2 separate regions of the Homo sapiens genome follow, and region 1 is linked to region 2. A link is a loop called in an ENCODE intact Hi-C map of the cell type or tissue named here. Cell type or tissue: Calu3. All regions are shown on one strand. Links, peaks and the distances in the headings refer to the core of each region. The heading gives the core; the rest is flanking DNA.

Evidence for each region. A loop is a pair of places that touch in the nucleus more often than their neighbours do. Peaks named below come from ENCODE experiments on the same cell type or tissue, not always from the same donor. Only the 100,000 strongest peaks of a DNase experiment are listed, where the experiment ranks them.
Region 1: a loop joins it to region 2, with 2.0 times the contacts of the local background. A loop is called at or near these places in 6 of 110 quality-filtered maps.

Annotation. Positions count from the first base shown.
Region 1 is chr7:118,107,123-118,112,511 of GRCh38, forward strand. No RefSeq gene overlaps it. Among named protein-coding and RNA genes, the nearest start is that of LSM8, 74 kb to the right of the region's middle. In Calu3, for the core only: no CTCF peak of the experiment used is centred there; a DNase peak (open chromatin) is centred at 2,679.
Region 2 is chr7:117,990,670-117,996,058 of GRCh38, forward strand. No RefSeq gene overlaps it. Among named protein-coding and RNA genes, the nearest start is that of CTTNBP2, 120 kb to the left of the region's middle. In Calu3, for the core only: a CTCF peak has its summit at 2,928; a DNase peak (open chromatin) is centred at 2,942.

The sequences.
Region 1 (5,389 bases), core at 117-5,116, 120 kb after region 2:
AGAAGACTGGATAAACCCATGAACATACCTCAAGGTGAGTAGACATCCACTGAAGATACCTAAAATATCTGATGACAATTATGCTTTTGCAATAAAATGTATATGAACATGTAGCCACAACTATCACTTAAATGGGTAAAATAAACCATGAAGTTTAGAATGGTTGGAAGATTTCCTGAATATAAAACCTTCTACATAACAGATCTCTTATTCAGGTGATTCTTGAAAGCCTGATGGTCACAGTTTGTTTAGAATTTAGAATTATCATTTTCTGGAGACCTAATTTCAGGAATCCAGGATTCCAAGCATGAGTGTCTTTTTAAGTTGGCTTTTTAAAGATAAAATATCTAGATGATTTGTATACCTGATATCTCTGTTTTCTGGTTTTGAATTGTCAAGTGTGTTAACTGACATCAAAAGACACAGTATCAGACTCAAAGTAATAGAACTACAGCCTGTAAAATTAAGGAAGATGATATCAAGAATATTTAGGTATATCAAGTAGAGTAGTTTTTCTGGGCAGAATAAGATCAATATATATTTAAATCAATATGAAGGAGGCTTTCTTTGGCTGTAATTCACAGGCTCATTTATCTGCTGTCTGCCAATTATTGAAAGCACCTTAGTTGGCTTTTCAATGTTTCTAGTCATTTCTTAGTGTTCTAAAATTTTTTTTTCTATATTGCCTGAGAAGAATGATAAAAAATTATATTTGCACAGCTGCATCCTGTGTTGTCAGCATTAAATACTTACAGATGTCTTTTTTCCAATCAGAAATAAGTAATTTTCTAAATTATTTCCAAAATAAAAACTCTTCTTTAAAAAAAAAAATCTCAACTTCTAGATAGCCATGGTTTGAATTTAAATATGAAAATCTTTTTGCTTCGAAGTTTATCTTCCAAACATGCAAATTTTATAAACTGATTTCTGATACAAGTAGTGTCTGGAAATACTAGTTTTTATCTATAAACATAATTATTAATAATATCAAGTGATAGTTTTCAAGGATACTTTAGAAATAAGGTAAGTATTCTCAATTTTCTGTTGAGGAAACTTGGGCCCAGGGCAGACAATTAACTTTCTCATTGCTACAGAGCTAGGAGTTAGGGTCTGAACCTAAGTCTCTTACTTCAAAATTCACATGCTTGCCCAGAAAGGTTTTGTTTTGAACAAAAATTTAAATGACTGCTTGCATGTTATTTGAAATACTTTCATATTATAGTTATGAAGTTTCAGTCATTGTAAGAAATAGACTCCACAAACATCCAACAGGGATATTTTTTCTGGCAGGATTATGGTTTAGTTTCACTACCTTTATCACCATCAAAGAATAGATATCAAATTCTTATGCATAAACAGCATGGTAGATCTTGCCCTCTAGAAATTGTGGCAATATGAAAACAATATAATTCATACTGCTTTTAGTCTTTTTAAAATGAAAAACTTCATAGCTGCATTTACTATACACACACATCCATACACGTGTGTATACATATAAATTAGTAATTATCAAATTTATTCTTAAATATTTATGTATCTCAAATAGGAAGTCACTAATTAATATTTTTCCTTAAAACATTTCTATTTATAAATATAAAATATTTCCTCATCAGCTGGAAGCCATCATTCTGAGCAAAATATCACAAGGACAGAAAACCAAACACCGCATGTTCTCACTCATAAGTGGGAGTTGAACAATGAGAACACATGGACACAGGGAGGGGAACATCACACACCGGGGCCTGTTTGGGGGTGGGGGGCTGAGGGAGAGATAGCGTTAGGAGAAATACCTAAGGTATATGATGAGTTGATGGGTGCAGCAAACCAACATGGCACATGTATTCCTATGTAACACACCTGCACGTTGTGCACATGTACCCTAGAACTTGAAGTATAATGAAAAATAAATAAATAAATAAATAAATAAATAAATAGCAAAAAAGAATTCCTCTTCTTCTTCTAAATGTTCATTCAACATTCAGCCAAATTGTCATTGCTAGTTAAATGTTGGAAAGGGAGTCTTTCTGTGATGAATAGTATTAGAATGTTATCAGTTGGTATTCTCTGATTGCAAGATATAGAAAACAACTGATTATCTCTGGCAAAAAAAGAAAGTTAAAGGACATAAGGTGGCTCCTAGAGGTGAAAGAAAAGTTGAGGAACCGATCTCAAAAACAGCAGGAATGAAGGCAGGTTCAGGAAATGAGGGACACTGTCTTTGGTGGGCAACCTCCTCAATGAACCAGCATTAACCACATACTGTCTTCAGTCACTTAGCTCACAATTAATATACCAGAGAGAGAGAGAGAGAGAGCATAATTCACTTCCTTTGGGGCACAGGTCCATTTGCTGTCAAGGGAGTTTAAGGTACTTTAACTTCCCCCTTACAGACTGTACACAATCAGGAATAAATAATTTCCTCGGGACAAAATAGGTGTGTCTTACCCAAAGAAGGGCTAATGAGTACTGGGAGGCAAAAATAAATAAACAAAAATAAAAAATCTCAATATAATAATTGTAGCATGTAATTTTCTTAGTTTTTTTTTAAATAAAGAAATCAAGATTTGCTCTTCCTAATGCTGAATTTCTGTTACAGTCACAGATCAGTTAATGATGGGGATACACTGTGAGAAATGTGTCATTAGGTGATTTCGTCATTGTGCGTCATTGTGCAAACATCATGGAGTGTAGGTACACAAACCTAGATAGTACAGCCCACTTCATACCTAGGCTTCATGGTAAAGCTTATTGCTCCTAGGCTACAAACCTGTATAGCTTGTTACTGTACTAAAAACTGAAGGCAACTGTAACTCAATGGTTAAGTATTTGTGTATCTAAACATAGAAAAGGTACAGTAAAAATACAGTATTATAATCTTATAATCTTATGGTTCCACCATCGTGTATTCAGTCCATCGTTGACTGAAAGGTCACATGAATGTGTTTTGACAGCCATTTTTTTAACCAAATATAAAAACAGCGACTTTTTAGATGTACTTAACATTTTCAATGCTACCAAAACAAGGAAATGAAAAATTTCTATAATTAGTTTGCATTTTCAGAATCTACAGAAGATATCTTCAATTTCAAAATGTAAGATTTTTATTTCCAAAGTACTTTTTTTTTGGTGTGGGAGACTGAAGTAGTCACCTAGGAACTTAATTTTATTTCCTATTTTTCCTGTCCTTCTCTCTCCAGCCTCTCACACACCCAATTTGGCTCATTTTTTTTTCATATGTAACTTCTGAGAAAACCATAGTTTCTGTGTTGCATGTTCTGTTTTTAGTCTCAGCATCTAAAGCTTCTTATTCAGATGCTCATCATTACCAGCCTTTCTAGATAATATTTTACTTTAAAAGTAAAAATCATTTGACCTTAGTATATTCAACTTGACTTTTTAAAAGCTTTTTTTTTTTTTTTTTTTTTTTTTTTTGTCAACTCAGGGTTCTTTTCTTTTTAGCAACTCCTGTGAACTTTCTAACTCTGAAACCTATGCAGGAAAATGTATCTATTTTTACCATCTGCCTGTCTCACATTGTATTATTAGGAAAGAACTTTTCAGTATGAATTTCATGAGATGAAGCGGGTGACTAATTCCCATTACAGGATTGCAGGATGACTTTCTTAATACTTCTTCCCCTTATTACTGAAGATTCCTCCGCTCTGTGGTTTGTTGCTCTACATCAACTGCTATTTAGAAAAAGTTTAAGATAAATACAGAGTTAATTTTAAAAATAATGACTTTTTGGAGTGCTTCTTGAGTGCAGGTGATGTTCTGTTTCTTGATCTAGGTTCTGGCTACATGCTGTATTTGCTTAGTTTGTGAAAGTTTCTGCAGTTGTATACTTATGATTTGTGCACTTTTCCTCAATTAAAGTGTACTAGAAAATACTGCTTAAAAAGAAAAATCACTCTTTGTTAAATTTCAATTCTATTTTGGTGCTTTTTGTCATTGAGGTGTTCATTATTGTTTAATTGATCTATTAGAGCTCTTCCAGCAATTCAAGTCAAAATCCTTGGAGTCATCCTTGACTCCTCTATTTTTATTACACTTATATCCAATATGTAGGCAAATACTCTCAGCAGCACCTTCAATATAAATCCATAATCCTACCACTTCTCCCCACTTCATTGCTACCACCTAGATATCTTCAATTTCAAAATGTAAGATTTTGTCATCTTTTGTATAGATTCTTGCAAGGCCAAGCAAATGGTCTCCCTTCTCCCATACTATCCTTATCCCTCATTCAGTCTATAGAGCACACAGCAGCCAGAGAGATCGTATCCAATTGTAGGATAAATTATATGATTCCTCTGTTCCCAGCTCTCCAGAGGCTTCACATTTTACTCCAAGTAAAAGCCAAAATCATTACTGTGACTCACAGCATCCTGTACAATTGGCCCAGGGTGACCTCTCTGGTATCTCCTACTACTCATCTTTTCACTCACTCTGCCTCACCAAGGTGGCCCCTTTGGTCCTCTTTCAACACAGTAGACAGCCTCTGTATCAAGTTCTTCGCAGTCACAGTTCTCTCTGTCTTAAAAACTCTTCCTCAAGATATTCATTCACATGGCTCACTCTTCTCACTTTAGGTAATGTGACCTCATTGAGACTTTCCCTGACCATTGTAAAATTACAACTGTTTCCCTCCAGCACTCCCTATATCCTTTCCCTGCTTTGCTTTTAGACTTATGACCATTTAATGTTATATATATATATATATATTTACTTATATACAGAAAACATAAATATAGATACAGATACAGTCAAGCCTCCATATCCATGGGTTTCAGGTCTGTGAACTGAGCCAACCCAGATTCAACCACTGCAGATTCAGCCAACTGAGGATTAAAAATATAAAGATAAAAATAAATAATAATACAATAATAAAAATAATACAAATAGAATAATACAATATAACAACTATTTACATAGCATTTACATTGTATTAGGTATTAAAAGCAATCTAAAGATGATTTAAAGTATATGAGAGGATGTGTGTTAGTTACATGCAATACCGCACCCTTTTATACAGGGGCTTGATCATCTGCAGCTTTTAGTAATCTGCAGTGGTCCTGGAACCATTCCCCTTTTAGATACTGTGGGCTGACTGTACACATATGTATAGACATGGTCAGCAATAGATTGTTTTATATATCTTTAGTAATCCTTTGCAAGCCACAAGAATTGCATTTCTGAAAAAATACTATGATTATTAAAACCATGGTTAGCAATAACAAGGTCTCAGAAAATAGATGATACATTTTAAAAATAATCAAAATAACATTACATATGTAGATCTGAAACACAGTAAATAGAAGTTATAGAAGGCATCTGCTTCCAAACAACCTAGATTAAACAATAATAAAATCCCACCCTCAGGCAGTCC
Region 2 (5,389 bases), core at 237-5,236:
ACTTGAAGGGGTGTAAAGGGACAAGGGAAGGTATCTAGAGGAATCTAAACCATGAACCATATCTAAAGGACAAATAAGAGTGATTGTGGAGGGTGGGGCAGAATAGGGAGATGGGGCAGAATCCCGTTTCTGTCCCTCTCCCTTTAATGTTTAGGAAACAGCCAGTGTTTCAGTACTGCTGGAGTTTGGGGTCTGTGTCAGGATGTGGATGAGCTTCTAATATCTCAGCTACATGAATCATAGAGTTATTTGTGGAGCTTTATGCCTTGGAGTCAAACAACTGACTACAACAAACAACTAGCCTCAAGTTCAGGTCTTGATTCCAAATCTGAAAAGAATATTGATCATACCAGTAGAGTAGTACAAAGCTCCAGTGGAAAAACAAATTAGAGAGTTCATTGCAGTTGAAAATGTTGGATACTGCATTGCCAGAAAAGGACAAGGAATTATTGAAAGTTCCCTTTGTACTTCAAGGGGAACTTCTCTACTCTCTTTCCAAAGAATTTCTCTATTGGCTTGAAGACACTAAATAGGCAAGTACTTAGAAACTGAATAATTCATTGTGCCTATTTCACTTAGTATATGTGTACACTGGTTTTGCTTAGATACTGAGAAGGCAATGTGGGTTGGAACTCATTCACACCATTGATTTGAGTATGCCTTTTTGGGAGTTGAGAGTTTAAGCTTCTTGTCTTTCTCCTTGTAAGTCTCTCATCCTAATAATGATCATTTTTATTCTCTGAGGCCTCTCCAAGAAATCTAAACTGAAAGGTTCAGAGTGCCACAAAATAAAATTAAGGTTTTCAGGTAATGCTTCCTTCAGAACTTGGTAGAAATTTTATTAGCATTGAAGGTGGAGAGAGGAGAGGCACTCTATGGTAAGGTTCAGAGCTCAGGTATAGGAGAAAAGATTGAAAGGACTCTCAAGACCAGGCATGGGAGACTCACCTCCCTTCCCTCTATCCCAAGTACGATCTTCACTCATCTTTTCTTGCATCCTCCATTTGAGATGAAAATGTTATCTAGGCATCAGGAGATGAAGATCTAGAAAAAGTTGTTTTAAACACTTAATTCTAGACCTAGAGATGTCCACATTTCCTCTTAATTTATGCTCATCCCTGGGCACTCTTGGAATGTAAATCTGATTAGTGAATGGCTTCCTACTCTTCCTCAAACTTTGGTCATGGCCTACAAGTCTCCATATCACTGCTTACTTCTACAGATACAACCTGGCAACTCTGGAGTTCACTCAAGGTGATCCAGCCCCATGCTAGCCCATTCTCAATCTCTTAAGTATGTAAATTTCTCCAGTCTTACGGCCTTTGCACTTGCTGGTTCTTCCACCTGAAGTATTCATTCCATGGTTCATGACATTTTTGTTGTCTTTTGCTTCAGGTCAACAGAATGGTCTTTCCTAATCATCCTAGGCTCTCATTTCCAGGTGCCACCATTGCCCTTTGATTCCACTATAACTACCAGCTGGTTTTCTGGTTTGTCTGTCTCTCCCAGAATGCCACTGGTTCTCAAAGCCTTTAAAATATGAGTGTCTAGGTTATACTCAAGATATTTTGATTTGTGTGTTCTGGAGTTGCAGACTGGTCATCAAGAATTTTAATAGCTCCTTGGGTGATTTTAATGAGCAGACAAGATTGAAAACCACTGCTGTGGACCATTGGTTCTCAAAGTGTGGTCCCCAAACAACAGTATCGACATCATCTGTGAATGTGTTATAAAGGCAAATTCCCTGGCTCACCTCAGGCCACCTTGAATTAGAATCTCTCCTTGTGATTCTGAGGAATGCTAAAATTTAAGAACTGCTAGTCTAGAATAAAGTCCCTGAGGGTTATTCTTTGGTATCCAGATATTCTGCAGTGTCTTTGACCTAGAAGGTGTAATAGATATTTGAATCAGCAAATGAATAATCAGTAATAATCATAATCAACAAATGAATAAATTACATAAATGATACAATGAAGGAATGACTTTTTCTTGCAGAATTGAATGCACATGATTTGATTTCAATGCACATCTTTCTACTAGGACCTCAGGATAAATTTGTTCTACTAGCCCTCATTGAGAAATTATGTCATAGCAGAGATAGAAGAGCAAAAAATAGTGTGATTTTCTGAACTGCTGCCCCAGCAACTCTCTTTCTCAGCCTCATTTATTTCGTTCCTGTCACTATAGCACTGAGTGTTTTGACAAGTGTGCTATTTTCACTTCCATGACTTGCACCTCTAATTCAAAGGTGACAAAGTGGAGAGGCTATTTATTAGATTTTATTGGTAACAGATTAACCATACATTTGTTTTCCTTTAATTTCCCAGTGAGTGGGTCACTAATGAGTTGCCCAGTCAAATTAGGGGATGCCTACCTTTTCTTGGATGAGCTTCCATGCATTGCATGTGAACAGTCTTCTGCTAGAAGCCCAGTGTTGCTATTATCTGCACCTCCTCCCTAGCACCATCTGGAAACCTCACCACCCTCAGAATGCAAGGTGCATCCTTCTCCACTCTTACACATTTTATCATGCTGAGAATGCTCAGACACTGGGAGACCTGTCATGATTGGCTTGCTAGAGAAAAAAAGAAAATATAATCTCCTCTAATTCTAGTGTGAAGTTGATATATAAGCTAGACAGAAACAATGATATTAGTTCAAGCTGCTTAGAAGTGAATTATGCCTTCCCTTGGATAGAGTTTCTAACAAACCAAAAGCTGCTGCTGGGGGTGGATGCTAATTCTGTAGCTCAGACTTGTTTCTGTTATTATTCTCTATAATGAATCACTCTCCCAGACCCTAGAAAGAAATAATGCTACAGCTTTACATTGGCTGAAATGGCTGTGCCTGCAATCTCCTCCCTTGCCCAGGGGTGCTCTGGAGAGCTTTCCTTCCAGATCACAGGGTCCTAATTGGTGTGCATTTCAATGGCTTTCCTGTAGGGGCAGCAGCAGCAGCTTTTGAAGGACACAGCAAGGACTTGCTTAGCAAAGATGATCTCCTCCCTCCCCTTCTTGTCCTCAGTGGTTGAAATTCTCAGCTGTAGTCACTCCTTTAAAAGGCAGGAGGATAATTACAGTTTGGGTAAATTTCTTCCTGGCTATCTCCTTCTCTGATTCTTGTTTCCATCTTCTAATGTTACTGAGGATTAGCTTAACATAGATAAATCATTTCAAAACCTTGAGGGGGATGGGGAAAAAAAGGAAAAGATCCAGGCAGAGAAAATGAGATTGAGATCACAAATACAATCATGGGCTGATATGGTTTGGCTGTGTCCTCTCCAAAATCTCAACTTGAATTGTATCTCCTAGAATTCCCATGTGCTGTGGGAAGGACCTAGGGGGAGGTAATTGAATCATGGGGCTGGTCTTTCCTGTGCTATTCTCATGATAGTGAGTAAGTCTCACAAGATCTGATGGGTTTATTCGGGGTTTCTGCTTTTGCTTCTCCCTCATTTTCTCTTGCCACCACCATGTAAGAAGAGCCTTTCACCTCCCGCCATGATTCTGAGGCCTCCCCAGCCATGTGGAATTGTAAGTCCAATTAAACCTTTTTTTTGTTCCCAGTTTCAGGTATGTCTTCATCAGCAGTGTGAAAATGAACTAATACAGTAAATTGTTACTGGTAGAGTGGGGCATTGCTGAAAAGATACCTGAAAATGTGGAAGTGACTTTGGAACTGGGTAACAGGCAAAGGTTGGAACAGATTGAAGGGCTCAGAAAAAGACAGGAAAATGTGGGAAAGTTTGCAACTTCCTAGAGACTTGTTGAATGGCTTTGCCCAAAATGCTGATAGTGATATGGAAAATAAAATTCAGGCTGAGGTGGTCTTAAAAAGAGATGAGAAACTTACTGGGAACTGGAGCAAAGGTGACTCTTGTTATGTTTTAGCAAAGAGACTGGTAGCATTTTGCCCCTGCCCTAGAGATTTATGGAACTTTGGACTTGGGAGAGATGATTTAGGGTATCTGGTGGAAAAAATTTCTAAGCAGCAAAGCATTCAAGAGGTAACTTGGGTGCTGTTAAATGCATTTAGTTTTAGAAAGGAAACAGCATAAAAGTTTTGAAAATTTGCAGCCTGACAATGTGATAGAAAAGAAAAACCCATTTTCTGGGGAGAAATTCCAACCAGCTGCAGAAATTTGCATAAGTAGCAAGGAGCCTAATGTTAATCCCCAAGACCATAGGGGAAATATCTCCAGGCCACGTCAGTGAACTTCCCGGCAGCCCCTCCCATCACAGGCTCAGAGACCCAGGAGGAAAAAGTGGTTTAGTGGGCTGGGCCCAAGGACCCTGTGCTTTGTGCAGCCTAAGGACTTGGTGCCCTCTGTCCCAGCTGCTCCAGCCATGGCTGAAAGGGGCCAATGTATAGCTCAGGCTGTGGCTTCAGAGGGTGGAAGCCCCAAGCCTTGGCAGCTTCCGTGTGCTGTTGAGCATGTGGGTGCACAGAAGTCAAGAATTGAGGTTTGAGAACCTCTGCCTAGGTTTCAGAAGATGTATGGAAATTCCTGGATGCCCAGGCAAAAGTTTACTGAAGGGGCAGGGCCCTCATGGAGAAACTTTGCTAGGGCAGTGCAGAAGGGAAATGTGGGGTCAGAGCCCTCACACAGGGTCCCTACTGGGGCACCACTTAGTGGAGCTGTGAGAAGAGGGCCACTGCCCTCCAGATCCCAGAATGGTAGATCCACTGACAGCTTGCACTATGCATCTGGAAAAGCCACAGATACTCAACACCAGCCTGTGAAAGCAGTGAGGAGTGAGTCTGTACCCTGTAAAGCCACAGGGGTGGAGCTGCCCAAGACAATGTGAACCCCGCTTTCGCATCAGCATGACCTGGATGTGAGACCTGGAGTCAAAGGAGATCATTTTAAAGGAGCTTTAAGATTTGACTGCCCTGCTGGATTTCAGACTTGCATGGGCCCTGTAACCCCTTTGTTTTGGCCAATTTATCCCATTTGGAACGGCTGTATTTACCTAATACCTGTACCCTAATTGTATCTAGGAAGTAACTAGCTTGCTTTTGATTTTATAGGCTCATAGGCAGAAGGGACTTGCCTTGTTTCAGATGCTACTTTGGACTGTGGACTTTTGGGTTAATGCTGAAATGAGTTAAGACTTTGGGGGACTGTTGGGAAGGCATGATTGGTTTTGAAATGTGAGGACATGAGATTTGGAGGGGTCAAGGGTGGAATGATATGGTTTGGCTGTGTCCCCACCAAAATCTCAACTTGAATTATATCTCCCAGAATTCCCATGTGTTGTGGGAGGAACCCAGGAGGAGGTAATTGAATCACGGGGGCCAGTCTTTCCTGTGCTAGTCTCATGATCTTGAATAAGTCTCACGAGATCTGATGGGTTTTCCAGGGGTTTCCCCTTTTGCTTCTTCCTCA